3 separate regions of the Homo sapiens genome follow, and regions 2 and 3 are each linked to region 1. Evidence: chromatin loops called from intact Hi-C (ENCODE). Cell type or tissue: heart right ventricle. All regions are shown on one strand. Each heading gives the region's core, and the rest is flanking DNA. Links, peaks and the distances in the headings are about the cores only.

Region 1 (10,657 bases), core at 482-5,481:
ATATTTCATTTTCTTTTGCAGTGACTTTAATCAAAGTACTGTGAGAAGCAGAAAAGAAAAGATCTTAGTAAGTTTGTCTTAGTTGTTGAAGCTAAGCGAGATGCAGAATGTAAGCAAAACAAATGGTGTAGGAGAAAAGTACCCCCCAAACACATGTAACTGAATATCCACCCAATGATCACTTTTTCTTAGATAACTTGGTAATATTTAACAGAAATATAACATTTCTATAAGAAATATAATACTTAGTTCTATAGACATAGCAACACTTACATATTATAACACGAACGTCAGAAAACCTCCTTTAATTATGTTTCGTCTGCATCTCAGTAATTTCTGATGAAAATTGAATTCAGCTACATGGTTCTCAAATTTTGTTCTGATGTATTATGTGATCCAGTAATACTCCACGATATGATATCTGGCCTTTTCGTTTTTTATGGTTTCTTTTTTTTTTTTTTGGAGAACAACTAATACTTTGTTACTTTTCTTGTATGTTTTCCTTTTTGTTTGGTTGATTTTTCTCCCTAGCAGAAACAGCATGATGTTAGGATGAGGATTAAGCTGTAGTGTCTCGATTTCTTTCTTCCTTTTGTAATATTCTTTTATTCCACTCTTATTTTATACACTAAAAATATGTAAGGAACTTAAGAGCATTTACAAAATTCTTAAAATACAGTTTTAGTACATTTAAACAATTATTTCTTTCATGTATCCATCATGGAAATAATGCTTATTCATTGAAGATAATTTTTTAAATGTAAGGAAGAAAAAAAAGAAAAGATAACTAAGAAAGATAAGTTTTTTTTTTAAATAGCTGGTTTTACAAATGGGAAGTGGTTTTTGATTGTTTTAATGTATATTTCTTTGATTACTGTTTTATTCCAGAAGAGGATTTAAAGCTGCTTTATGGGTTGCTAGGAAATACAAACTTACTGAAGTTAAGAGAGGGAGAGGGTGGGATGTAGTATGATAACACTAGGAGGAGGGAAAACCCGGGACTATGAAACAGGGCAATTGCTAGGTAGAAAAGGGAGTGGAGTTGTGTGAACGTTGGTGTGGGGAAGGGGAGGCATTTTAAGTCGTTAGTGTGGGAATTACTGTTATTCAGCCAGCAATACTAACCTTAGGTATAAACATGCAGTCTTAGGGACAACACGCATATCCAGTAATTATTTGGAAGGCTATTCACCAGAATGTTTAGTGGCTTTCACTTGTGAAGATGTTTGGGCTCATTTTTCCTTTCTTTTTTATTCCTTTAATTATTGAGATTTGAGTATTTTATAAAGTAGAAAATCAGAAGTGGATTATACCCATTTGCTTTTCTGGACAGTGGGGCTTTATCCGGTTTCAAGCAACAGCAAAACCAAAGGGTTCACATTTTATTCCACTTAAAAGAAATTTTAACATTTTCTCAAAAATGCTAATAGCTTTATTATTTATTACAATAATGGAAAAAATAAACACAGTAAGATAACGTATTTTAAGGTTCAGCATTTCTTTCTGATTAGATCTTTGAAATACAGGTTAAACTCAAAAAGCTTAGCGCCGTTTAACTTTATTAGCTTTAACTTTTAAAATATGCATAATATGTACCCTTATTTTTATGTTCTTTGAGTATATGAAGATAATTTATTCTTAGAATTTTTGTTTTAAAAATTTGGGGGTACTGACACTTAAATGAAAAGTTTGATACTTAAAGTTTGTGGTTAGTTTATTGAATAGATATTGTAAAAGGTTATTGAAGGAGACCCTTAACCTGTATCTTCTCTTCCTCTTTTTTTTTTTTTTTTTTTTTTTTTGAGACGGTGTTTTGCTCTTGTTGCCCAGGCTGGAGTACAATGGTGTGATCTCGGCTCACCGCAGCCTCCACCTCCTGGGTTCAAATGATTCTCCTGCCTCAGCCTCCCTAGTAACTGGAATTATAGGGATGCACCACCATGCCCGGCTAATTTTGTGTTTTTAGTAGAGATGGGGTTTCTCCATGTTTGTCAGGCTGGTCTCGAACTCCCCACCTCAGGTGATCTGCCTGCCTCGGCCTCCCAAAGTGCTGGGATTACAGGCATAAGCCACCGCGCCTGGCCTCGTTCTTTTGATAATTTTAAAATTGTTTGGATATGTGTCTTTGTTATCTTGAATCGCTCAAAACTGTTCAGTGTAAATGTAAAACTGATGAAAGTCTTCTGAACTTATTTTTCCTCCCTGGAATTACAGTTGATTAAATTGTATACATGTTTTTATTTTACATGCAGTTTATTCAGCTATTCAGATACCTTTCTGAACATAAGTGTTTTATTCAGACAACATGTTGGAAATAATATATTAGAATCCTAATGGTTATTTTCAGGGAGCATTTTACCTCTTTATACAGTAGTCTATATTTGAATTGAATTTTCTGCTTCAAACACTTAGACTTTACCAGTTAGGAATCCTTGGAGAAACACACTTTTTAGATAGAATTCAGCCTGGACCAATCCGGAACCATACTCTACCATATTTTACCCTATAGAACTTAGTGTAAGTTGTAAGCCTGTATTATTTAATACTTTTATAATCCAAAATCTTGTGTGTTTTTTAATTTTCTAAGTACTCATAAAATAACGATGTTCATTAGATTAAACAACAACAACAAAAAATTGTAGTTACTGATGGTTTTGCAGCCTACTGATTCAGATCTGAGGCATTTTTAAAGTTACGTTTTTGGCTCTTGCCCCAGAATATGTACATATAGGAATGAGCAAGATACGTACATAATGTGTATGTCCAGAGAGTAGGATTTTATTAAAAGTGGATGTTAAGGATTCACTGCAAAATTTGGACAAGATCCTGAATTATACACCCTCAGTATGCAATATTACTTTTTATAATATTATATAACATTATTATTTGTTATTTGGAGTGATTCATTGGTTATCTCTGGTAGCTGAGAGAAAAGGTAGTGAGATTATGTTGCAGCTGTGCTTGATTTGTTTTAAACTTTTGTAGAAACGCCACCTCCTGGATATATCAGTGAAGATGGAGAAACAAGTGACCAACAGTTGAATCAAAGTATGGACACAGGTAAAAAAAATGTCTTTGAAAATTCCTCAGTTATTAGATATACATTTCTTGTATTGTTTGAAATTCACAAAAGATGTTACTCTTAAATTTAGAGAAGTTGAGACGCATACCAAAAAAGATGATCTTCTATCTTGATTTAACATATCTGAACTACCAAAGAGGTCCATGTTGTCACTGAAAAATTATAACGTATGCTACTCTGCAGAATAATTGTTATTTTTTATTAGAGTAAATGAAAATTTGAAAACATGCACATACTTTTATTTCTTTTTAAGTATTTGCTTCTGTTGAAAATTTTAGTAACCCTATGACTAAGTATCTCTCTGTGATAAAAAACCATAATTACTCAAATAACAGATTTTCAGAGGAATTTGGGGGTGAAGGATGGGGATCAGCTTTTCACTGCTTTTTTAACCTAATAGTGAGTTTTGAATTATAGTAGATTAATTTCTTATGCTTAGCTATCAACTCCAAAAAGTGATGAAGAAAAAAATTAAAGCTTTAAATCACGTCTTACGTAATAAAATGTATAACTCAGCAGAACTAATAAACTACCAGTGAAATCACTTTGATGTCATTGTAATTGTCCAGTTTGATTCATTTTACCTGTCTGTATCTTAACTGTTGGACACCTTAATATCACAACCTGACAAATTATACCATCAGTCTTTCTCCACATCTTAACACTAATGCATTCTTGGTTATGATAATCTAAATTATTTTTAAGTGGATTAACATTGGTGGGGGAGGGAGGGGTTACAATAATTCTCTTGTTTAAATCCGTTTTTTTGGACTCCCAGGTAAAGAAGTTTCTGCTGTAGCTAATCATACATTTGGGTGTTTAGGAGTACCAGATAACTAAGAAAGGTAGATAATCTAATGAACGTTGGAAATAACGTGTTATACATCTTAATGCAAATAATATTTGACTTTCCACATATGTTTTACTAAAATTAGATGACACTCTTCTTGAAGCAATAATATTCTTTTTTGCCTGTGATGGACAGCTGTTACTGTGACATTTAAAAGTGAATGATGGGAAAAGATACTGAACGTCATAAACCACAGTGAGATACTACCTCACACCTACTAGATGCTATAATCAAAAAAGGACAATAACAAATGTTGGTGAGGATGTGGAGAAATTGGAGTCCTCATATATCGCTAGTAGGAATGTTAAATGGTTCAACACTTTGGAAAAGTTTCCTGTTCCTCAAAAAGTTAAATACAGAGTTAACATATTGTGGCCAGCTATGTATCCAAGTGAACTGAAAACATGTCTACTCAAAAACTTGTACATGACCATTTATGCAGGCATTATTCTTAATATTCAAAGTTAGAAACAACTCAGATGTCCATCAAATGATGAATGGATGAATAAAATGAGGTATGTTTCTGCAATGGAATTATTCAACCATGTAAAGGAATGACAGTATAGCATGACGTGTGGCAACATGGATGGACCTTGAAAGCAGTATGTTAAGTGAAATAAGCCAGAAAAAAAAGGCTGCAGGGATTCTAATTTAGTGCACAGACACCTATTCAGCAATATAACTGAAACACAGGAGGAGCAATAATACAAGTATTCGTTATGTATGATAAATGAATCAAAGTACAAAAGTGGAGAATAAGCTGAATCAGCCAGCTAAAATAATTGCAGTGTTGGGGCTAACTTTGAACCCAACCTAATATTTCTGTTTCAGTGGAGCAGTGTTACTGGCTTTCTGAATGACAGGTTTAAAAATTACTGTATGGCAATGGGAATATGTGATTCATGAGATGCCAACAGTTAGTTTGGCTGCCAGCCTCTTACCCAATATCAGTTTCTCTCTTGGGGCCATGGCAAGAAACAATTCTGACTGATGCAGGGCTCCAATTTAGAACAAAGTTGGCCACCTCTCTAACTCTGGTTCATACCTTCCAGAAGGAAGGACATAATTAAATTCATCTTTCATAACCTGCTGTTAAAAATAATGAATTGAAATTTTTTAAAAGGGCAACCAGAGGATAAATTAGGCATAATAAGTAAGTGTACGAACAAGCACTTGTTACTTTTTTCTTTTTTTTTTTGATTTAGATTTTGCTGGTCAAGACTTTATTCTTCCTTTATAGTGGATATTAGAGATCAGGCTGGACATCGTAAGAAATTTATAAGTTCGATTAACCTTTGTAGTATTGTATAATCAGTCCCTTTTCAAGTCATGATTTTTATGAACATATTTGTTCAAACAGGTATATAGAGAAATAGAATATAATAGATCATAAGATGTGGATTTCATAACTCACAATTCAGTTTTGTATCTTCTACATACACTGTGCTTGGTCCAAGATACACAAAGAGACTTAAAGGGTTTTTTAATCTGCCTGTGTCCCAGAAGATAAAATGAGGTGCTAACCTCCAATACCTCAGAATGTGGCCTTGTTTGGGAGTAGCATCTTTGTAAATGTAGTTGTTTAAGATGAAGTCATACTGAAGTACGATGGGCCCTAATTCTATATGACTGGTGTCTTTATAAGATAGGGAGGAATGTGCTATATGAAGATGGAGGCAGGTAACTGGAGTTAGCACCTGCAAGCTGAGCAATTCCTAGGATTGTTGGGAAACCCAAAAGCTTAAGAGAAAGGCATGGAACAGATTCTCCCCTTGAGCCTTTGAGAGAGCATGGCTTTGCTGACACCTTGTCTTGGGACTTAGGTCCTTCAAAGCTCTGAAAAAATAAATTTCTGTTGTTTTAAGCCACCCAGTTTGTGGTATTTTGTTAGAGCAAGCCCTAGGAAGCTAATACAGTGAGTATTAAGATTTTGAGAGTATCCTACTAATATGTACACTTAATTATTTGTAAGTTATATACAGGTACTTCAAGTACATTTAAAAATATATACAAAAATTAGAAATTGAAGGATGAGATTAAATAAATAGAAAATACATTTTAATTTTTTCTTCTTGTAAACTACTAGTTTTTTGTACTCCTAGACAGTTTTCCCATACACTCCACTTACAAGACTTACTCCTCTTAACTAAATGCATATAATCAAAATAGCATAGTGAGACTCTGAGCTAGACTATCTGAGTTTGAAATGTTCCTCTTACATATGCTAGCTAGGTAACCTAGTTTTTAAATCTGTAAAATAGGGACAATAATAGCATTTAACTCATAGAGTATTAATAGGACTGATATTTATAAGGCATCTATGTGTTCTAACCTGTAATAAGCACTGTATGAAGGTAGTTAAAATGTTAAGAGGAGTTAACCATTAAGAAAAAGGAAGATAGTGGATTGCACAAAGATGTGAAGGAAAGTGAAGAATTGAGATCCAGACACAGAAGCACTTGATTTTTGTGGTTTAGGATCAGCTCTATAAAATAGGAAAGTAAGATTTTTGTCAAAAATGAGGGGTCAGGTTTGACAACTTCAGGATAATAGTCTTATAACAATGCCTTTTCTCTGCCATGTGTTAAACAGTTTTTGATGTAGATGTATAGCATGTCTTTCATTAGATAAATTTTTTAGTATTTTATACTTTTAGTGCTGTTATACGTTTTTGTTTTTACATTTTATTTTCCAGTTGTTCCTAGGATATGGGAAATACTTGATTTTTGTATATTCTTTTCTCCTGCATTCTTGTTAAATTGACTTTTTGGTTCTAGAATTCTGTAGATTCTTGAGGTTTTCTGCATACACAGCCATGTCATCTGTTGATAAGGACAGTTTTTTTTTGTTTGATTGTTTTTTGAGAAGGAGTTTCACTCTTGTTGCCCAGGCTAGAGTGCAATGGCATGATCTCAGCTCACTGTAACCTGAACCTCCTGAGTAGCTGGGTTTACAGGCATGCACTACCACGCCCAGCTTATTTTTCGTATTTTAGTAGAGACGGAGTTTCTCCACGTTGGTCAGGCTGGTCTCGAACTCCCAACCTCAGGTGATCCACCCGCCTCGGCCTCCCAAAGTGCTGGGATTACAGCCGTGAGCCACTGTGCCCGGCTGACAGTTTTTCTTTTTTTCCCCAGTCTTCATGCTTTTTTCTTTTTCTGTCCTAACTAAGACCTACAATAAACTGTTGAAGCTATAAGAATGGACATTTTTGCATTGTTCTGATTATAGGAAGAACACATTTCACAATTCCCCCTTTAAGTATGATGTTAATTGTGGATATTTTGGAGATTGTATCTGATTGAGGAAGTTCTTTTTCCTTTTTGTTCTTAATGTTCTAATTGTGTTTTATAAATGGCTGTTGAATTTTGTCAAATTTTTTTTCTGCGTTTATAAAGAGGATCATATAGTTTCATGGATTTGAATTGTTTTATTTTTGAGAATTTTTCCATCTATGTTTATGAGAGATTGGTCTGTAGGGTTTTTTCCCTTGTAATGTGTTTATTAGTTTTAATATCATAAAATGTGTTGGAAAGGGCTTTCTCCTGTTTTCTCGAAGAGTTTCTTTAAGGTTGGCATTATTTCTTTCTTAAATTTTTGATAGGGCTGGGCATGGTAGTTCTTGCCTGTAATCCTAGCATTTTAGGAGGCCAATGCTGGAGAATTGCTTGAGCACAGGAGGTCAAGACCAACCTAGGCAACAAAGCAAGACCCCGTCTCTACAAAAAAAAATTTTTTTTTTTTTAAATTAGCCAGGGGTAGTGGCATTCACCTGTGGTCCCAGCTACTTAAGAGGCTAAGGTGGGAGGGTCACTTGAGCCCAGGAGGTGGAGGTTGCATTGAGCCATGTTTGCGCCGCTGCACTCCAGCCTGGGCAACAGCGAGACCTTGTATTCAAAACAAAGTTTGATTTTTCCAGAGAAACCATCTCTTGTAGGAAAAGGTTTTTTAAATTGAGAATTATTTACATTTTTAATTTTGTGTATGTGTTTGATAAACTTGGATTTTGTTAGAAATGTGTTCATTTCATTTAAGTCATAGGATTGATTAATTGAGACAGGATCTCACTTCGTTGCCCAGGCTGGAGTGCAGTGGCCTGGTTGGCTCACGGCAGCCTCAACCTCCCAGGCTCAGGCAATCTTCCCCACTTTAGCCTCTCGAGAAGCTGGGACCACAGGTACATGCTACTGCACCTGGCTAATTTTTGTGTTTTATTTAGAGATAGGATTTCACCAGGTTGCCAAGGCTGGAGAATGTATTGATATAAAGTTATTTCTGATATTTGTTATTCCTTTCATATATGTGAGATCCATTTTAAAATTTATAATGTTAGTAATTTGACTTTTTAATTTTTTATTAGAATGTCTTGTAATGGATTAATCAGTAGTCTTTGTTGTCTTTGTCTCTTTTCTGTTTTGTTTGTATTCATCTTTTTGTCTGCTTACTTTTCATTTAATCTGGTCTTTTCTAGCCTCCTGTGGTGTACATTTAGATCATTGATTTGTTTATAATGTACACATTTAAAGCTATAAATTTCCCTCTAAGCTTTATGTTAGCTCTATATTACAAATTTTATGTTGTTTTTAAATTATCACTTATTTTCTAATTCTTCTTGATTCATGAGTTATTTAGAAGTTTGGGTTTTTCTTAGGAGTGTGAGGATTTTCTAGATACTTCATCAATTTCTAATTTAATTCTGTTAACAGTCCAGCATATAGTGTGTGTGACTTTAGTCCTTGGAAATTTATGAAAATTATTTTATGCTATAACTTGTAACTTATCTTGATAAGAGTTCCATATATAGTTGGAAAGAATGTATATACTATAGTGTTCCAAATGTCATTTAGGTCAGGGTGGTTGATAGTGTTTACATCTTCTTAATTCTTTATGATTTTTTAAAATCTCCTTATTTTGTCAGTTATGATAAGTGTTAAAATTTTCAGCTCTGATTTTAGAGTCATCTGTTTGTGCCTTTAGTCCTGTCAGTTTTTGCTTCGTGTGTCTTTAACCTCTGTTATTAGATGATACACATTTGGAATTATACATCTTCCAAATTAATTTGCCCTAATTATAAAATGCATTTCATATTAACATCACCATATCTTCTTTCTTACCTCTGGTTACATGATATATTTTTAATTGTTTCAGTCTATCCGAATCTTTATATTTATGGTGTGTTTCTTGTGGACAGCATATTTTTGGTTTTATTTAATCTAACAATTTTTGTCTTTTAGTTGGAAAATTTAGTCCGCTTATATTTAGAGGGATTATTGATACTGGCTTTAGGCTACCATTTTGCAATTGTTTGTCTATTTGTTCTCTCTGGTTTTTATCTGTTTGTTTTCCTGCCTTTTAGACTAATCAAATAATTTTTGTTTCATTCTGTTTACTCTCTTGGCCTTTTACCAGTAACACTTAGTATTATTTTCTCAGTTGGCATTCTCGTGATTACATTGTACTTATGTTATACCTAGAAGTTTATTTAAGTTGTAATATTTTACAACGTCATGTAAAATTTAAGAACTTTACACCACTCTAGTTTCATTCATCTACTTCTGTTGTTTGTACTATTATTGACATGTATTTTACTTAATAAAAATATATAAACCCCAAAGTTCAGTGTTATTTTTTGCTTTTGATATCAAGTTGATTTTTAAAGGAAATTAGAAGGGATAAAAAGAAGTATTTTATATTCACCTACATATTTACCAGTTTGGCTCCTTTTTGCTGCTTTTTATTCCTTTACTACAGACATTTCTTTCAGTTGTTTTAGCACCATTTTGCAGAGACATTCCTTTCTCCATTGATTTACATTGGCTCCTTTGTTGAAAATCAAGTGATAATATGTATGTGACCCTGACTTTGAGTCTGCTCTTAATCCAATTAAATGAATTTTTCATTTCAGATCCTTTATTTTTTAGCTATATAATTTCCATTTTAAAGTCTTCGATAATTTGTGTCCAGTTAATATGTAACATGGCCTGCTTTTGTTGACTGTTTTATCTCTTGATTATGGGGTCATTTTTTTCCCCCTCCATCTTTGAATATCTCTTGTTTTTTAATTGGATAGTGGGTGTTGTATATATAATAATATTAGAGATTAAAATAGATAACACTTTCTTTGGAAAGACCAACTCTTTTCTCTATTTGCCAAGTTGAGGAGCTGATCCTTTCCCTGCCCTTAGGATTTGAGTTGGAAAGGTGATAATTTGGTGCTTTAATGTCACATCACTCAGGTTTCAGGGAGGGTCAGTTCCCTACCTTATCAGAACTTTCAGATACAAATATGGCAAGACTGCATATTCTTATTTCTTTCCAGCCTTGCCCAGGACTTCCTATGCTAACATGTACTCAGCTAAAGACATGTATTAAAACTGACTGGTGAAGAGGAGCTCTGTGCTTGCAGCTTCTTCGATTCCTGTCGTCTGTGCATGGCCATTGAAATTTTAGTTGGCTTCTCCTTTGGCAAGCTCAGTCCTTTGTCTGTGTCCTGACTTGGCAGATGCTGTCAGTAGTGAAAGTGATTACCACTCTCTGTTAACTGGGGAGGAGCTCATCCCTCTCTGTAAATTAGTTCCTATGGACTTATTTGGATCTATATCTGTGTGATAACTTTAAAGAAAAATAGAATTTTTCTTTGTTTATCCACTGTTTTCTTACTGCTATTTCAGAAGCAAAGGTTTTCCCCAATCTTCTACATACTAACTATAAGGGGAACTCTGTAG
Region 2 (10,657 bases), core at 3,249-8,248, 53 kb before region 1:
AGACAGCACAGATACCCAAGGACATTTACATCATTGTATAAAGTTGTGTTGGGTGGCACTACTCTAGACTTTGCTTTAATTGAGCTTTTATGGCCTGAGGACCCCACTCACGTGAATTGACGTGGTATTAGTTGCTGCTTCAGAAGAGGGTCAGGATAGACTTTGGGAATTTGAAGAGCAATTAGAGTACTTGTACTTTATATTTGTGCTGATTTGAGTCTGGGCCTGTGTAGTGTTGTCATAGGTGCTTTTTTTTTTTTTTTAATAATCTGGGAATGATAAACCAATATGTAAGTTACGTGTTTACAAGTTGATTATAGAGTTGTGGATTCCACAAAACTCATTATAGGTGATAGGAATATAACTCTTAGTTAAAAAAAAAAAAATAAGTAGTCTCTTTACACAGCAGTCCCTATTTAATGTGGACTTTTGCTAAAATAATAATTTTCTTGAATTAAATTCAAGCTTGCATTAGGTTTGACAGTCCATAAAGTTGAACACATGAATGTTTTCTGTTTGCTTTTGTTTAAAAGACATGACCCATCATTCTCCATGGGGGCCGACCTAGGTTTCCAGTTGGCAGTGTCTTTCCTTACTAGCTTACGCTTTGGAGAGAACATAGTTGTAGTGAGAATTGAAAAATCTGTTTTTAAAAAATTGGGTTTTATGTATTTTAATTTTTTTGAGGTTTTCTATTATCCTGGTTACTAATGAATTATTTATTTGACTAAAACAGTTATACAATTCCAGGTCATTGATGCTGCTGTTTTTTTCTCTGCCTTGTAGTATGTTTGAACATAGATTGCTAAAAATCTCGGTCTCCACAGAGGATTGGTTCCGGGACTCTCCTGCAAGCACCAGAATATGAGAACGCTGAAGTCCCTTGTATAAAATGGTGTAGAATTTGTTTTATGCACATTTTATTGTTATTCTTTAAATCCTCTCTAGATTACTTAATATCTAATACAATGTAAATAGTTGTTATTCTATATTGTTTTAGAAATGATGAGAAAAAAGTCTGTACATGTTCAGTACAGTCACAGTTTTTTCCTGAATATTTTTTATCCATGGTTGGTTTAATCCATGTATTTGGAACCCACAGATAAGGAGGATTGACTGCACAGTGATTTTATATTATTTCTAGTGGGACCTTAGATGTTCTAGATGAGGCAGCACCATCATATTTAAAGTATTTTTGTTGAAATAATTAACTTTGGTTTTCTTTCTAAATAAAAATTCACATAGGTATTTGGGGAATATTTTGTATTTTCCTGCAGTTTGAAGATTTGAAATTTCTCTTCCCTCCATACCTTTTAAAAGTGCAATCTACTTTTGCTTTCTACATTTAATCACTATCTGTTCTTGACTTCAACTTTGCAAACATATTTTTTAACCATTCTTTTTCACATTTCCCTTCCTACTGGCCTTCCGGATGAACTGTCAAGTTTAGCAGTCTTTTCTCAGTGATCATACTTTCTTCAGTGTTTGCTGTTATTGTTTATACTGTCTTTATCTAAATTTCTTAAAATGACACAGACACAAGTTAGGCCCATTCTTCTTACTGTAAACAGATGAAAATGTTGGATAAAATATAAAAGTTTTCTCTTATGTATACAGTTGATCTTGAGAGAGAAAGTGCCCAGGTACTAGAAACTTAGAAAAATCAGTCAACTTTAAGGGAAGTGTGGCCTTGGGGGATTTACTAGAGATAAGATTCAGTAGTTGGGGCTGAGGTTATAATGCCATTCAATGAAAGGAGACAGAACTGTGGGAACTGTGTGCTTAAAAAAATTAAAAAATGAAAAGTGTTCTGGTATCATTGAAACATCTGGGGCTTCTTGGAGAAAGAAGCCTCAGACCTCTCTATGGAGGAACTGGAAAAACAGTAGGCTTTAGATGGACTTTAATATCACAGCAAGGCAAGGCAGGGTACATGAAAACATCTACAGCTGCATGTGGAATAGTGAATTTTTGTATACATAATCCATGACTGCAATCCAAAATTCAGGGATACCCAGTGAAGAGTCTCTTTACTGGTCTGTTCTTTGCCATACAGTTGCCTTTTCAAAGGCAAGTAGCTTTACTAGGTTTTTGTGTGGTGTTCCAGAGATTTTATGCATCTATGAACAATTTTGTGTGTATATTACCTTTTAGTACAAGTGGTCACATATGTCACTTAATAGTACATCTTATTTTGTGTCAGTATGTAATGAATGCCTTTCTTCTTTTTTGGAGTAGTGGGTTGTATAATATTCTTTTGTATGGGTGTCTGTAAATTTTTTTTTGAGACAGTGTCTCACTCTGTCACCCAGGCTGGAGTGCAGTGGTGTGATCACAGCTCACTGCAACCTTGACTGCCAGGGGTCAAGTTAATCTCCCACCTCAGCTACCTGAGTAGTTGGGACTGCAGGCGCATGCCTACCATATCCAGCTAATTTTTAAAATTTTTTGTAGAGGTGGGGTTTCGCCATGTTGCCTAGATTTGTCTTGAACTCCTGGGCTCAAGCGATTTGCCTGCCACGGCCCCTCAAAGTTTTGGGATTACAGGCGTAAGCCACTGTGCCTGGCCGGGTGTCTGAATATATCATCAGTCCTCTGTTGAATGTTTCCAGTCTTGTGGTATTAAAAACAATGCTACAACAAATAACTTCGTTTATATAGCATTTTGCTCCTTTGCAGGTATGTCTGTAAGATAGATTTCTAGGAGTAGTTCAAAGAATATCTACATTTGTAATTTATTTTAGAGAATGTACTTTATTCATTTTTTCGAATAACACATGCACATGGTATAAAAGTCAAGGAGAACAAAATAGCAAATACTGAAAAAAGTAAGCCTCCTTTACATCTCCTACCTCCTGCTGCCCAGTTGTGCTTTCCAGAAATGTAACCACTGTTACTAGCTTTTCGTTTATCCTTCTAGAGTTGCTCTGTCCAGTATGATAGCCACTAGCCACCATGTGGCTATTGAGCTCTTGAAATTGAGATGGACCACAAGCATAAAATACACACCAATTTTCTAACAGTACAAAAACAGAATGTTAAATATTTCAATGGTTTTTAATACGGATTGCGAATTGAAATAGTATTTTGGATATATTGGGTTAGATTAATAAAATTATTAAATTATGATTTCATCTTGTAATTCCCGCTGTGATGGCATCAGGAAATGGGATCTTTGGGAGATATTGAGGTCAGGAGGGTAGAGCCCTCATGAATGGGATTAGTGCCTTTATAAAAGAGACCGTTGTTAGCATTCTGTCCTCCATGTGTAGATACCTGAAAAAAGCGGCAGTCTGCAACCCAGAAGAGGGCCTTACTTGGAACCTAACCATGCTGGTACCCTGATCTCGGACTTGCAGCCTCCGGAACTGTGAGAAATAAATTTCTGTTGTTTATAAGCCACCTAGTCTGTAGTACTTTGTTATACCGTCCTGAACTGACTAAAGCACACCAATTTTTACTTTTTTAATGTGGCTGATAGAAAATTTAACAATATGTGGTTTGCATCCTGTTTCTGTTGGATAGCACTGGTCTAAAGAAATCCATACATATATAAACATGTACTAACATAAGAATTCCACTTAGGCAAAATTTTTTTCTTTTGCGTTGTAATCTTTGGAATCAGAAATCTGCTGAGATATTGGTAAAGAGTGGTACAAAGCTGTTCTTTATGGCCCCATCAGTCACCCCCATCCATTTATCATTTGGCTCTAATCAGTGAAGGTTATGCTTCCATTGACTTCTACAGTGTTCACTTTGGAGAGAAGGCTGCCGTTGTTTTGGCTTCGTCTTTTTTAGCTTGCTCCGATTTGCACTGGTTGCCTCTACACCTAGTACGCCGCAGTCATTCTGAGATTTCCCCCTCACTAGCATATTAGGGATTGCCTTCATTTTTTCTTCTTTGTTAGATCTCCTATTCTTTGTGTGTGTGTGTGTGTGTGTGTGTGTGTGTGTGTGTGTGTGTGTGTGTGTATTTTTTTTTTTGAGACAAGGTCACACTCTGTTGTCTAGTTGGAGTGTAGTAGGGTGATCATGGCTCACTGCAGCCTTGCACTCCTGGGTTCGAGTGTAGATCGTATTCCTTTTTGTTTTACTAGTATCTCCTTTTGATGAGACATATTCTTCAGGACCTTCCTGGAGAGTGTGTTGGGGGTGGGGCGGTAAATACTTGGAGATGTTGCATGTCTGAAAATGCCTTTGTTCTGGCTAACATAAGTCTAGGTTGGAAATTTTTTTTTGAAAAATTATGAAGCCCAGAATTACGAAGCCATTGCTCTCTTGACTTTGTTTACAGTATACTGTTGACAAAACCAAAGCCATTTTGATTGTTTTCTATATAACCTATTTTTTTTCCTCCTTGGAAACTTTAAGCCCTTTCTTTGTCTTTGGCATTCTGGTTTTGCTACCATGGGCCTTCATGTAGGTTTGTTTTCATCTGTTTTACTGGGGTCTTGATGGGCCCTTTCCATCTAGAAACTCCCATCTTTCAGTTCAGGGGCTTTTTCTTAATTTATCTATTTGACTCCCCTACTCTGCATCTCTGTTTGGAACTGTTGTTGGGACATTGGACCTCTGGAACCAGTCTTCCAATTTTTTTCATTTTCTCTACTGTTTCCCATCTTTCTTTTCTACTTTCTGGAAGATTTCTTCTACTTTATCTTCTAGCACTTCTATTGATTTTTTTCCCCCGTTTCTGCTGTCAAGCTATGCAAGAGCTGTTAAGTTCTCTGAATGCTGCCTTTGAGAGCATGCTGCTCTTTCTTCAGGGTTGCTCAGTCTTATTTCTCTGGCCATGTTGATGTTTTAAAAATGTTTTCTTTCTCTGTATAGTCTTTTCCTGAAGCTGAATTTTTCTGGTTTTGTTTGACGTTTTTCCTCAGATAAAGTAATTCTTAAGAAGTGGGGATCTAAAAAGCTGATCAAAAACTCAACATGTGGGTGAAACTTGTCTCCTTTCAGTTTCACTGGAGAGGGATCTGAGCAGGCAGGCTGTTTGTTGGTAAACTCCCAATATTAGCATCTATATGCCTTTCCTCCTGGGTCGGTCAGGTACCCTAGTGAAGTCTTTTGATCTGAATAACTGGGCGGAGGTCTGGCTGCTAGTATTTGGGAGCCAAAACCCAGTGGAGGAAGGGGTTTGGGAGTCGACATTTAACACAGCGTGCTCATGTTCATTCACACCCTCTTTTCTTCCTACTTATACCCAGGCCATCTCCTAGTCCAGGGATTTTGTTTTCCCCTTTGCAGAAAGTAAACGTTGAGGCAGAGGATTAGTTATCCAGAGACAGTAGGGGCGGAAATCTAAGAACTGAATTCCTTTCTACAAAGCTCTTAACAAGTGCTACCTATTATTCCTTCCCCTGCCTGGCCCTCAGTTCCTGCCGTGACTTGCTGTTGGTTCCTTAACTTTTTGAGGTTTCTGTGTTAATCAATGGTTTTCAGCTTTTCCTACAGCTAGCCTAGAGTTAGTAGTTTCTGATCTGTTCAATTACTGCTCACCCATTTTCCAGCCATTAAAATTTTGCTTCTGTTTTCTCCTTACCTCTTCTCCCTATCCTCATGAGGTTTCTGGTTTTTAAAAATTCCCTTGGTTAGGCGTGGTGGCTCATGCCTGTAATCCTAGCACTTTGGGAGGCTGAGGCAGGAGGATTGGTTGAGTCCAGGAGTTCAAGCCTAGACAACATAGGGAGAACCCATATCTTAAAAAAAAAATTCTTTATGGTTTTCAATAGGCTGTTTTCATCTACAATGCAATGATGAGTTAAAGTTTTCCATTAAAAATTTTTTTACCAATAACTCTCCAAAAGAATTGAAATAGAATAACGTATAACTCCAAGTCAGTGGGGATGAGGGGTGGAAATAAAGAGAAATTGATCACTCCAGTATAAGGCAGGGAAGAAGAAAAAAGAAAAGAAAAATGCATAGGTATTAGAAAACACAAAATAAGATGGTAGAAAATAAGCTGAAATATCTCCATAAACCCAATATGTAATCTCAGATTAAACTTGCTGGCTAAAGGAGAACAAAAATTTAAAAAATCCAACCAACTGTATTTTACAAGTGGAGATACTCCTAAAAGTATGATGACATAGTTTAAAAGCAAAGGAATGGAAAAGATATACTAGGTGTAATTTATAAGGTAAAATTGGAAGAATTACAGGTATAAATCAAATCTATAATCGTAGTAGAAAATTTTAATATACCTCTCAGTAATTTATGAAAGGGTAGATTTAAAAAACTACAAGGTTATGAAGGATTGGAAGAGTACAATTAGCAAGCACCCAACAATTACAGAAGATACATTCTGTAAGGGGAATCGCTTGAACCCAGGAGGCAGAGGTTGCAGTGAGCCGAGATCATACCACTGCACTCCAGGCTGGGCGACAGAGCGAGACTCCGTCTCAACAACGACAACAAAAATAGTGTCAGCGAGACTCTGTCTCAACAACGACAACAACAAAAATAGTGTCTTTGATTTAGTGCATGTAACTAAGTTGAAAAGAGTGCCAAGACTGATAGAGGAGAAAAAGAATGTACAAATGTATTGGAAATGAAGGGATGGTATAACTGCAGACAAACTGAGATTTTAAAACTGCAAGAATACTGTGAACAGTTTTATTTCTTTAAATTTGGAAACAGGTAAAGTGGACAATTTCTAGCAAAACAAATTACCAAGTTGGCTTAATAAGAATTAGAAACTTCACTAGATTATGATTTAAAAACTTAGTCATGTTTAGAAATATACCTATACCAGGCGGGGCATGGTGGCTACCACTTTGGGAGGCCAAGGTGGGCGATCACTTGAAGTCAGCAGTTTGAGACCAGCCTGGCCAACATGGTGAAGCCCTATCTCTATCAAAAATACAAAAATTAGCCAAGCATGGTTGCAGTCGCCTGTAATCCCAGCTAATCAGGTGGCTGAGGCAGAGCCCAGGAGACAGAGGTTGCAGTGAGACAAGATCGTGCCACTGCACTCCAGCCTGGGCGACAGAGTGAGACTCTGTCTCAAAACAAAACAAAACAAAACAAAATAAATAAATAAATATACCTGTACCAATGTAAAATTTTAAGTCCTCAAGCAAAACACCAGACTACAAATGAAGACCCCGTATGGGCAAGTGCAACCAAACGTGAGGGATTAACTCTAATCTTATACAAAATGTTACAGAAAAATTATTTTGCAAGGCTACTATAATCTTGATACCCCAACCAGATAGTGTGAGAAGGGGATATAGGCTGCATTCTCACCAAAGAACATGGCAATAAAAATTGTAGTTTGTAAAATGTTAGTATTTACTCAAAACAAAAATACCATGACTAATTAGGGTTTGTCTCAGGAATGTAGGGATGATTAAGCATTAGAAAACTCGTAAATGAAATTCATCATGTTAACACATTAAAGGAGAAAGGCCATATGATAATTTTGATGGACAACGGGAAAGCATATGATAACATTTAGTACTTGTTCATGACAAAAATTCTTAGGAAATGAATACAAGAGAACTTTCAAAAGGGTGTTAAAAAACACAGAAGAGTACATACGGTATAATTCCATCTATATGAATTTCTGGAACAGGTAAAATTAATAGTAATAGAAGTCAGTAGTTGCCTGACGGGGGAAGGTGGATTGACTGAAAAGGAACGTAAGGGAGACATCTGAGGTGCTGGAAATGTTGTTTTTTTGGGGATTGTGGTTACATTAGTGTAAACATTTGTTAGAATTATTGATTTCATGCCCACTCACGGTTCGCGACCCTCAGTTTAGAGAAATTGTAGAGTGCAGCATATGGTGAAATGTCTTTTTTAGCAAAGTGTGTGTGTATATACTAGGTTGCATGTAAAATGTACTTTTCACTGTGGGACTTTTTTTGGTTAAAAAGTTTGAAAGTTTGAAATTTTCTGCCCTAGAAGAGCTTTTACATGGTATAAAATGATATATACCAGCCTATTCATAGCAGGTTGTGAGAGAGGAAAATTGGAAACCTAACTAGTCATCCAGAGTGAATGGACAGTGAACTGTGCTAGTCATAAAATGGAATGCCATGTGACAGCTAAAATGAATGAACTAGGATTTAGGATTATGTATGTATCAGCATGGACTGAACAGTATCACACTTTCATATAAATTTATAAAATGTACAGAACTGTATTGTATGGATACAATATGTAGCAAAACTGTTAAATGACCATGGGGGAACATCAGGATAGTGATAATCTCTGAGAAGCAAGAGGGAGGGAAATGTTATCAAAGAGGAATACATAGGGGGCTTTAGCTGTATTCGTATCTTATTTCTTATGTCTGATCAAGTACTGCAAAATGCTAAGATATGACAGCTAGATGGAAAGTACATGAGTGTTGAGTGTAATATTTTTGTGTAATTAAAGTCCCCATTTACAATAAAAACCAAGATACCTGGAGAAATAAGTAAATTTGACAAGATGTAAGATTTTTTATGGAGAAAATATGCAACTTATCAATAGATAATAAATAAATGGAAATACTCATTTGCATAGTCGGAGTACTTGATATCATAAATATGTTCTCCATAAACTAATATAAATTCATTGCACTTCCAATCAAAATCCTATAGGATTTTTGTAGAACATGCTAAACTTAAAGTAACCAGCAATACTACACATCTGAAAAATAAGGAAGGGGGGTCACCCTGACAAATATCAAGACTAACTAGAAAGCAGTAGTAATTAATATTTTCTTACATTGATGTTAAGTGTGAACAAATAACAGAATGCGTGTGATCAGACCTTTAGTAGGAATTTGTTATGCGACAGAAGTGGCATTATGACTTAGCAAAAGGTAAGCTTTAATACACAGGCTGTCCTTATGAGAGATGGTTAGATCACTGTCTCACCTCTTAAAACCAAATTTCTGATCTTTCTTTTAGAAACTTAATATGAAAAGTAAACTAAAGCATCCATAAGAATATCTAGAGGGGATTCTCTGTATTACGTCAGGGTATTTATTTGTGCCTCACATTCTTCATTTGTAAATAATAGTACCTAACCCCAGTTGGTTCTTAGGATTCGGAATTCTTGCTTACTGGACTCTTAGGCTTAAGCACTCAATAAATGTTTCCTACTATATTTAGAGGCACAGCAAGATTTCTTTGAAAAGCAAGGTTGTGGCATAAAAGATTTTTAATTAAAATACAGCTTTGTGTGTTCCAAAAGACAACATAAAATGAAAAGTCATTCTAAGGATTTGGAGATTTTTTTGTAATACATACTCAGTGATAGGGTTTATGTCAGAATAAAAACAGTAAGAAAAGGACCACATAGTTGAGGACTCTGGAAAGAGTATGCACTGTTGTTTAATTAAATGTGCAGAGAATGCTATTTGTCAAACTATAATATAGAGTTAATAACTTGAAGGCTTTACTACAAGTTCAGGATAATTAGACCTCTTACCTTATTGAAACTTTCCGGTGAGTAATCGTAGAATCCTAATTTTACTAAGGTATCATTTGGTAAGCTGACTTATTCAGCTGTAAAGATAGTCTTTGTGTTCTTTTGAAATCTGCATTATGTAAGTATCACTTATTGCTGGAATTAGAAATAGTGTCTGAACTTAGATTTCAATTCTTGCAGATGTTGAAAATTTATTTCAGTAGAGAACTTGCTGCCACACCATTGAAGGAAATCTGTATATTCTGTAAATGACTCATTCACGTTTTGATAGCAACTTGATTATAAATCTAGTTTTCTTTTTTGTATTTCATTTGTTTTTAACCTGGAACACATTGTTATCTGTTCCTTGTCAGCCTACATTCAGTCTATTTACACTTCAAAAATATTGGCTAAAAATGCTTCAGTTTTTAAAATAAAAGCTTAACTAATTGAAGATGTATTATCAGCATTACTTACAACAAATGTTATTTTATTACATAATTTAAAAATTCTCCGGAGATATTAGACAGATGTCAGCCAACCATGGTTACTGAGACATGCAAAGGTAAGGCTGGCAACTTTAAGTGTTCACTTAGTTCCAAAATGGTTTTAACTCCTCTTGTAAGACATGGGACACTGAAATCATGTGGCAATACCAGGTCATGTGGCCATTCAGATGACCCAGAATAGGCCTAAACTTAAGTTAGTTTCATTTCAGTGAAGAAACAATATTGTAAAGGTTTTATAGAAAACTTTTAGATCCCCAGGAATACAGCTTAACTCATAAGAAACATTTCTCCTAACGAAAGTGTAACAGGCTGGGCGCTGTGGCTCATGCCTGTAATCCCTGTGCTTTGGGAGGCCGAGGCGGATGGATCATCTGAGGTCAGGAGTTTGAGACCAGCCTGGCCAATATGGTGAAACCCCATCTCTACTAAAAACACAAAAAATTAGCCGAGCGTGTTGACGCGTGCCTGTAATCCCAGCTACTCCGGAGGCTGAGGCAGGAGAACTGCTTGAACCTGGGAGGTGGAGGTTGCAGTGAGCTGAGGTCACGCCATTGCACTCCAACCTGGGCAACAAGAGTGAAACTCCTCAAAAAAAAAAAGTGTTACAGAAACTGTTTACTCTCATTCCTCCTAATGCTGGAAATCCCTTTTTTTTTTTTTTTTTTTTTTGCTGTTTATACAGAAGTTTCATTTTTTATTCTTTTTTTAGGCTAAATTCTTATGAATGGAATAATTGAACCAAA
Region 3 (9,571 bases), core at 4,572-9,571, 140 kb before region 1:
CACAGTATATGAAATTAAGAATTTGATGGCTGTGTTTATAAACAAATTACATTCAGTTGAAGACAGGATTAGTGAACTGGAAGATGGAAGAAAATTTCCAACTGAAGGACAGAATCAAAAGGATAGAAAATGAAGAAAAGAGCAGAAGAAACAAAAAATATGTGATGAAAAGGTATTATACATATAACTGGTGTCCCAGAAGGAGAAGAGAAAGAGAATAGGACAGAAGTAAATTTTAAGGGATAAACATTGGGAATTGTCCAAAACTAATTAAAGAAATCAAATTATAGATTAAGAAGCTCTGGGTACCCCAAAAGAATACACACACACACACACACACACACACACGCACACACCCCTAGGCATATCAGACCAAAACTGCTGAAAACCAAAAAGACAAATCCTAAAAACATCTAGAGAAAAAAGACATGTCTTAAAAGAAGCAACCATAAGACAGACAGCTGACTTCTCCACAGAAATAAAGCAGCCAAAGGTCAACAGACTAGTATTTTCACAATGCTGTAAGAATATAACAACCAATTTAGAATTCTGTACTCAGTAAAATATCTTTCAAAAATGAATCTGAGATTAATTCATCATGTAGACACCAAAAATCAGAGATAATCTGTCACCAGTAGAACCAAATTAGGAAATGCTAAAGGGAGATGAAAATGATCCCAGATAGAATCACAGACATGCAGGAAAAAGTAAAGAAACCCAGAAAAATTATATATGTAAGTAAATCTAAATGAATGTTGGCAATATGAAATAATGCAATAACACTTTTTAATGTGTTTTAAAATATAAATTAAAATATGCCACGATACACAAAAACAGAAGAATAAATGGAATTAAAGTGTTCTAAGATCCTGGGCATGGTGAAAGTACCAATTTATATTAGACTTGTGGATGCATGCTTTTATCTCTAAGAAAACCAATCAAAATAGTTGAATAATGCATAATTAACAAACTACTAATGAAGAAAATGGAATAACAACAACAACAACAAAAACCCAAAGACAGCAATAGACTTACAGTAGACATGAAGGGCTTTAAAGTAAAATAAGATCAGTTACAGAAAATCTGTAAAGTTTTGTAAGTAAATCTGTTAAGTAAGTCTTGGCAAGTAAATGTTGACGCTCATCTTTCACACCAGTAAACAGGGAATTGTATTACAGTGTGATAAGGTACAGTATGGGCAAATTTAGGAGGAGTTTTTCTATCAGATATCAAAATTTACCAAGCTACAATAGTTAAGTCATTGTATTATTGGTGCACAGATAGACAAATAGACCAGGAGAACAGAATAGAAAATCTAGAAACAGACATATAGGTACAGTTGATTGATAATAAAAGATGCGTAACAGAGTGGGAAAAACATTGTCTTTTCAGTATCTGGAGTTGGGTAAATTGGATACCCATGTGAAAAAAATGTGAAACTTGACCCTATCTCACACCACACATAAAAACCAATTCCAAGTGAATTGTAGATTTAAATGTGAAAGACAAAACAATAAAGCTCCTACAAGAGAATACTTTCATGGCCTTGGTGTAGGGAAAGGTTTTTAAAACTTTCCGGTAAATGCTTCAACCATGGAGGAAAAGATAGATTAACTGAACTGTATTAAAATGAGAAACTTCTGTTGATCAAAAGACATCATTAAGAAAGTGATGTCATGGAGCAGAAGAGAAGAAAGAGAAGTAAAAGAGAAGGCCACGGAGCAGAAGATGTTTACTACACCCAAAAGAGACAAAGGGCTTGTATCCAGAACGTTAAAATAACATTCCTAATCCCATTAGGAAACTGAATGAGAGTCTTGAACAGGCACCACACAAAAGAGAATACCAAGATGGCCAATAAACAGGAAAAAGTGGTCAACTATTTCAGTCATCAGAGTAACACAAATGAAAACCACAATGAAATGACACTACGCCAACACCAGAATAGCTAAAAATTTTAAAGCTGACAATACTAAGTGTTCAAAACAGTATGGAGCAATTGCAACTTTCACAGACTGTTGACGAGAACATAAATCAATACAATCACTTTGGAAAACTGTTTGTCAGTACCAACTGATGTCAAACATATGTGAACCTTGTGACCCCACAATTCTACTCCTAGCTATATGCCCAAGAGAAATATATCCATATGATCATCAAAATACAATTATAGAAATATTTATAAGCAGCATTATTCATAATCGCCAAAAACTGGAAACAGTGCAATGGCAAAATAGATGCATAAATGGTGATAAGTATAAGAGGGGAAGAAAGAATGGAAGGAAGGAAGGAAGGAGGGAAGGAAGGAAGGAGGGAAGGAAGGAGGGAAGGAAGGAGGGAAGGAGGGAAGGAAGGAGGGAAGGAAGGAAGGGAGGAAGGGAGGGAGGGAGGGAGGGAGGGAGGGAAAGGGCTAGAGGGTGGAAGATAGGGAGAGAAACAAGTAAATAAGCTAGCTCTTTCCTAGAAAATAATTTCACCAACGTTTCTGTGACATTCAAGAAAACAACTGGGACTTGGAAACAATTAAAAATAAATAAACAAAAGTATGCCACTAGACTCTAAAGTCAGTGGTGTGGGAAGCAGAGGTTATCAGTGTTCAGAGGAGAGAAGACTCCCACAGAATAGGGCTGTCAGGAATGAGCTCAGGGAGGAAGGGGCTCAGAGGGCCCAGGATCCTGAGAGGGGTTTAGTAAGGTGGGTACTGAGCCCCGCAGATTCCAATTCTAACATTATAGGAAGTCTCCTTCTCTCCATACCCATGCTCCTGCCCCAATCACACCCTTGTTAGCTAACCTGGACCATAGCAGAAACATTCCCCCTCTAGATTCCCAGCCTCTTCCCCACCTTGCGTCTGTAAACCTTGACTTCAATGGAAACCAGAGTGATATTTTCAAACTGTCACCCAGATGCTGTCACCTGCGTGCTTCCTCCCTGCCTACAGGAAACAGTTCAATCTCCTGGGGGCCAAAGCATTTCAGTGAGACATCTGCTCTTGCCTGGCAGCCCCCGCCCAGGCTCTTATTGGCCCCTGGCCTCCCCTCCTGCCTGCCAGACTGAAATTCCCTTCCCACTCTGCTCCATCTGCCGACATCGCCCCACATTTGAGGGCTCCATCCAGCAACACTTCCTGGGTAACCCCTTCCTGACCTCCCAAGGAATAGGGACAACTCCCTTCCTCCGATCCCCTTGGGGCCCCCTGCCTACACCTATGTGACCTGGTCACAAGCCTGTCTTCCCTACCAGACCTGGGCTCCATGGGATCATTCCAATTCCCTGCAGACTGACACAGGGTCTGGCCCCAAAGAAGAGCTCCATACACACTGAGTTAACAATCAATGCTATCTTGTACTTTCTAAGTACACTTTCCCCTTGCAAGTTGCTTTTATGCATGATTTCATTTGATTCTCAGAATAAACCCCCCAAATTATCTCCATTCACCAGGTGCAGAAGCTGAGGCTTAGATACATGGAGGGTGTGGTCCAGGCCCATCTGGGAGTGTGTACAAGAACTCCCACCTGCCCAGAACATTGCCCTGAGGACAGTGGCTTCTCTCTTCCAGGTAGCTCCTTTAAAAGCCACTAGGATAGACTGGGACTCCAATTCTAAAGCAGTTCAGTGAGTCCTCCACAAAAGATTTCCAGAAGTCATTCCCAAACATTCACCTTGGCCTTTCCACCACATCCACCACCTCCTCCCTGAGCCAGCTCTTCCCCTTCCAGTGAGAGCTTCCCTCACTGCCCTGAGTGACCCCACTGATCTGCATGGGCCCAAGCTCGGGGCAATGGGCACCAACACCAAACCTGCAAGAAACCTACCCTCTGTGCCTCAATAGGCCATCTGCCCGGCTTCCATCAGATCCTGCCTGGCTTCCTTCATGACCTGGTCTGCAATGCTAACTATGGTGACGTGAAAGGAACATTTCAGCCAGGAAAGCAGGCTGCACAACCACAGTGCACTTTCACCCTGGCAGTGCAGGGATTTGCCGCTGTGTCCCTCCTGTCCCCCCATCTCTCCCCAAAACCTCTCCCCATACCCCTGACCTTCTTTAACCTTGGAAGGACCAAGATGGAGGCAGCAGCTGCAAGCTTACTTTCCTGTCCCCATCCTACCTCCCCACCTCCTCACACTATCTGTTGCCTCCCCAGCCTTCACCCAACACACCTGCATTCCAGAAGCTTCAATGGCAAAGTTTATTGTCAAACCACCCTGGTCTCCTACTGAGCGGAGCCAGCTCCTGACAAGGACCTTGTTCCCAGGACCCCTAGAAGCCAGAACCTTGCTGCAATTTCAGGATATTGAAACATGCAGCCAGGACAGCCTCAGCACAGAGGACTGAGGCCCCTGCCCAAGCCCCATACTTTTGAGGACTCCACTCGGGTCCTCCTCCTGCTGTCTCTCTCCCCACGGGTCAGGAGTCCACAAGGCAGGGTTGGCAGATAAAATACAGGATGCCCAATTAAATTTGAATTTCAGATAAACAAATAATTTGGGGGGTATAAGTATACATTTGGGACATACTACTATTAAAATATTATTTGTTGATTATTGATATGGTTTGGCTGTGTCCCCACCCAAATCTCATCTTGAATTCCCACATGTTGTGGGAGGGGCCTGGCTGGAGGTAATTGAATTATGGGGGCAGGATTTTGCGTGCTGTTCTTGTGAGAGCCAATAAGTGTCACCAGATCTGGTGGTTTTAAAAAGAAGAGTTCCCCTGTACAAACTCTGTCTCGTTGTCTGCTGCCATCCATGTAAGACATAACTTGCTCCTCCTTGCCTTCTGCCATGATTGTGAGGCTTCCCCAGCCATGTGGAGATGTAAGTCCATTAAACCTCTTTCTTTTGGAAATTCCCCTGTCTTGGGTATGTCTTATCAGCAATGTGAAAACAGACTAATGCAATTATCTAAAATTCAAATTTAAATGGGTGTCCTGTGTTTTAATTCAGCGGTCCCCAACTTTTTTTGGCACCATGGGCCAGTTTCACGGAAGACAATTTTTCCACAGACAGGGCACAGGTTTGGTTTCAGGATGAAACTGTTCCACCTCAGATCATCAAGCATTAGTTAGATCCTCATAAGGAGCAGGAAACCTAGATCCCTCGCATGCACAGTTCACAATAGGGTTCTCGCTCCTATGAAACTCTAATGCCTGATGATCTGACAGGAGGCAGAGCTCAGATAGTAATCCTCATCCACCTGCTGTTCACCTCCTGCTATGCAGCCCACTTCCTAACAGGCCATGGACCAGAATAGGTCCACGCCCAGGGGTTGGGGACTCCTGTTTTAATTTACTAAATCTGGTAACCCTAGCACAAAGTCAAGGGACATGCCCACCTGGAGCTCATGCCCTCCCTTTCGGATCATGCTTCAGGTACCCAGGGCCCTGCCCAAAGGTCCTGGGGCCCACATGGACGAAAATTATTATCTGAGCTCTGCCTCCCGTCAGGGGCCCACTTTAGGGCCTCTGCAGGTCCTCTTCCCGCAGCTGTCTGCTCTCACCAGTGTACACACTACCGGGCCTGAGGATTAGCCTGGGGGGTGTTTGGCTCTCGGGTGGGGATGGAGCTTGGGCTGCAGGCTGGGTGTCCATGCCTGCTCTGCAAGATCCTTACGGCGAAGTCAGAGCCTGGGCTAGGGAAAGGAAGGGGCAGACCACCGACCAGGGCTTCCATCTGTACTTCCGCCCAGCCTAGTAATGTTTCAGCAGGCCTGGCAGCAGGCACAAATGGCTCCTCCCAGAAGCCAAGCAAGGCAGTCCACACCTGTCACTCCTTACCCACTTCCCGCCTGCAGAAGTGTCCAGGTAGAGGAGTGGAGTCCCCTGAGGGAGCCTGTTTGCTGGCCAGGGTGGGACAGCGCTGTGGTCATGCCATTACTGGCTTCATTGTTCAGGAGAGTATCCCAGGCCAGGGTTGCAGGAAAACTGGTAGCCGATTGGAATTTAGTGGCTTTCCTATCAGGAAGCTGACAGGGCCCTGGCAACATCCCTGAGCCTCAGTGTCTTCAAGGGCAAAAGGGGAAGAGTTCCTACCTCTTGGATGGTTGTGAAAATTAGCATGATTCCATAAAACTATGGAGACAGTAAAAAGAGCAGGAGTTGCCAGGAGTTGGAAAGACGGAGGGTTGAATTTCTGGAGCAGTGAAAATGCTGTGTGATACCGGAATGACATGGCCTTACACATGTCATACCCATGGAGTGTACAGCACCAAGGGTGAACCCTAAAGAAAACTGTGGACTTTGGGTGACCCTGATGTGGCAGTGTAGGTTCACAATGGCAACCAATGCATGCCCTGGTCTGGAGGTCGAGAGTGGGGGAGGTTGTTCGGGGGTGGGTACAGGGGGGAAATGAAACTTTTTGTACTTTTGGCTCAATTTTATTGTGAATCTAAAATTGCTTGAAAAAAATAACGTCCATTAACTTTAAAAATGAGGTGTGGTAAAGAACGGACGAGTGCTTACACACAGTCATTCAACAGACATTTACTAAGTGCCTACGACGCGTCTGTATTTCTACAGGACCACTAAGCGTGAAGCAGGTAGAGTGAGACTTAGGACCCCGGGAGAAAAACCGCCCCTGGAGGGCGCGCCACGGGTGTGCGGTGTAGACGCGGGCGGGCCGGCGGCGGAGGAGGAGGTCCCGGCGCCGACCCCTGGAGCGGAGGCAGCAGCCGGGCGCAGCGAGACAAGTAGGCTGGGCTGGCCTGGCCGGCCAGGTGCGGGGAGGAGGCTCACAGACTGCGGCTAAGCCTGAGTCCGAGCCCAGCTGCGAGGCGGGGGCCGGGGCATGGGAGGAGGAGCGGGGAGGAGCCGGGAGGGGCGGGGGAGGTGGCCCGGGGGCGCGCCCCACCCCCAGCCCTGGCCCCCGCCCCCGGCCCAGCGCCCCCGCGTGGCCGCCGCTCGCAGTGCGCAGCGCAGGGAACAAAGCCCGCGGCGGGGCGGGGTCGGTTCGGCGGCTGGGTCCGGGCACCGGGATTCTGGGAAGCACCGACGCCCGAAACAAAAGCAGCTGTGCTTCTAGGCACGCTGTTGGAGATTATTCCGAGGAGCGCAAGCTGGGAGGGAATGAGGCGCTGTGACACCCCCTTCCCATTGGCAAAGGTTGCTTCCCCAGCCCCACAAAGCTCCATTCCGAGCGCTGGGCTGGCAGAGACCCGACTCCCGGCCGAGATGGACTGGAGAGGGGAAGAGCACAGGGCTAGGGAGCGGAAGCTTCGGGTCACTCTACAAAGTCCCGCAGAATGGTGCTTGCGGAGAGCACAGAGGGGATGGCCCCAGAAGCCCCACTCTCGGAGGCTGTGATGTGGACTGAAGTTAGTAGTGGGGCAGAAAAGCACATGGAGGAGCGTCCGGGCCCCCAGGCTCGCGGACCTGCAGTCAGCTGGAGAGGGTCAGAACAAGGGAGTCTCTCTGCTCTGAGACCCCTCAGCACCCCTCACTCTGCTGGGTCCCATGGTCCCTGCCATCTCCTGCCCGCAGAGGCTACCTTTACTCAGCACCACCCTCCTCATGGGCAGGGGAGGAGATGCCACTTTCCCCTATAAAACATCCCAGAGCTGCCTAAGGTGGCAAAGGAAGGAGACCCTGGTGAGGACAGGCCCTCAGTGCCACTCCTGCTCCAGTGCCCTGGCCCGAAGCTGAGCATGGACCTCAGCCTGAACCCAGGTGTTTGGCTGAAACCCGGCCGGAGCATCCACTAACACCTCAACGGGGGTCAAGAATGATGGGGGGAAACAGAGGCAGACCCTCCTGAATCCAGACCAAGCTTGTCCAACCCGCGGCCTCTGGCCGCGTGAGGCCCAGGATGGCTTTGAATGCGGCCCAACACAAATTCGTAAAATTTCTTCAAACAGTACGAATGTGTTTTTTTGTGATATTTAAAAAGTTACTCAGCTATCGTTAGTCTTAGTGTATCTTATATGTGGCCTAAGACAATTCTTCTTCCATTGGGACCCAGGGAAGCCAAAAGACTGGACACCCCTGATCTAGACCCTCTGCATTTGCAGACACTGCCTGTCTGGTCAGCTCCATGGGCCCATTTATCTTTGCGCCACAGCCCACTTCCCAGTGGGCCACAGCAGGTCCCCTTCCGCCTCCCAAGGCCAGTCCCAAGAAGGAGACGTCCAGAGAGTCTCCTAGGATTACCCACCTTTTTCCCAGAAACTGACACGCTGAGGGTGGCCTTGTAGAGTCCAGCAGGACACTCACTTCAGCCCAGGGAACACACGGAGTCGGCCAAATCAGTCAGGGATGTGGACTCATTCCTTCCACACAGTCCTTGGTGGTGGGGATCCGCTCTTCACCAACTCACTTGTGCTTCTACACAGGGCACCTGTGGCCAGCATTTCCAAGGAGGATGCTGGTGGTGCACCCCCTGTGGACAAGACGCTGTGGGAGCACTTTACATCATCCTATCCAGCCGAGTGGCTTCCCTCCCGCACAGCAGCCAACCTGTCTCTGGTCTCATCCTAAGCCCGGGGCAGTTTCCCTCAATCCTGCCTGCTATCCCTGTTTCCACTTCTAACCTCAGACACAAGCTTCTTCATCTGGTGGTGGTTTTCTTAAAATTACGACCCATACCTCATTATCTGCTGAGGCTGCAACTTGAAAGCTTTGGAGAAAGCACCAGCAGGGTGGTATTAACAGTTGATTAAATACAGTTGTTGTCATTTGCATTATTGCTGCAAACTCCTAGACATCAGGTCTTTGGTTAAGAAGTCATCTCCCTACACTTATATATTGTTAGTGGGAATATAAATTAGTCCAGCCACTGTAAAAAGCAATTTGGGCCAGGCACAGTGGCTCATGCCTGTAATCCCAGCACTTTGGGAGGCAGAGGTGGACGGATTGCCTGAGGTCAGGAGTTCGTGACCAGCCTGGCCAACGTGGTGAAACCCTGTCTCTACTAAAAATACAAAAAAAAAAAAAAAGAGCTGGGCGTGGTGGTGCACGCCTGTAGTCCCAGCTACTTGGGAGGCTGAGGCAGGGGAATTGCTTGAACCAGGGAGGTGGAGGTTGCAGTGAGCCGAGATCATGCCACTGCACTCCAGCCTGGGCGACAGAGCAAGACTCCGTCTCAAAAAAAAAAAAAAAAAAAAAGCCATTTAGAGATTTTTCAAAGAACTTAGAACTACCATTCTACTCAACAATCCCCTTACTGGGTATATATCCAAATAAAATAAATCATTCTACCAAAAAGATGCATGCACTCACGTTTACCACAGCACTATTCACAAGAGCAAAGACATGGAATCAATCTAGGTGCCCATCAACAGTGAATTGGATAAAGAAAATGTGGTACATGGCTGGGCGCAGTGGTTCACGCCTGTAATCCCAGCACTTTGGGAGACCGAGGCAGGCAGATCATGAGGTCAGGAGATCGAGACCATCCTGGCTAACACGGTGAAACCCCACCTCTACCAAAAATACAAAAAATTAGCCGGGCGTAGTGGCGGGCGCCTGTAGTCCCAGCTACTTGGGAGGCTGAGGCAGGAGAATGGCGTGAACCCGGGAGGCGGAGCTTGCAGTGAGCCGAGATCCCGCCACTGCACTCCAGCCTGGGCGACAGAGCG

Evidence for each region. Hi-C counts contacts between places; a loop is a spot of excess contacts. Peaks named below come from ENCODE experiments on the same cell type or tissue, not always from the same donor. Only the 100,000 strongest peaks of a DNase experiment are listed, where the experiment ranks them.
Region 2: a loop joins it to region 1, with 9 times the contacts of the local background. A loop is called at or near these places in 24 of 110 quality-filtered maps.
Region 3: a loop joins it to region 1, with 2.4 times the contacts of the local background. A loop is called at or near these places in 9 of 110 quality-filtered maps.

What each region holds. Positions count from the first base shown.
Region 1 is chr18:47,857,462-47,868,118 of GRCh38, reverse strand. It overlaps SMAD2 (SMAD family member 2), which reads left to right. Exons shown (of 11, transcript NM_005901.6): 6 at 2,986-3,060. Among named protein-coding and RNA genes, the nearest start is that of SMAD2, 68 kb to the left of the region's middle. In heart right ventricle, for the core only: a CTCF peak has its summit at 3,064; no DNase peak of the experiment used is centred there; H3K27ac peaks cover 1,361 bases.
Region 2 is chr18:47,912,785-47,923,441 of GRCh38, reverse strand. All of the region lies in intron 1 of SMAD2 (SMAD family member 2), which reads left to right. Among named protein-coding and RNA genes, the nearest start is that of SMAD2, 13 kb to the left of the region's middle. RefSeq lists an enhancer at 4,466-5,078. In heart right ventricle, for the core only: no CTCF peak of the experiment used is centred there; no DNase peak of the experiment used is centred there.
Region 3 is chr18:48,005,636-48,015,206 of GRCh38, reverse strand. No RefSeq gene overlaps it. Among named protein-coding and RNA genes, the nearest start is that of SMAD2, 80 kb to the right of the region's middle. RefSeq lists silencers at 6,807-6,856, 6,867-6,976 and an enhancer at 6,652-7,565. In heart right ventricle, for the core only: CTCF peaks have their summits at 6,699 and 6,898 (motif pointing left); DNase peaks (open chromatin) are centred at 6,846 and 7,185; H3K4me3 peaks cover 1,284 bases; H3K27ac peaks cover 413 bases.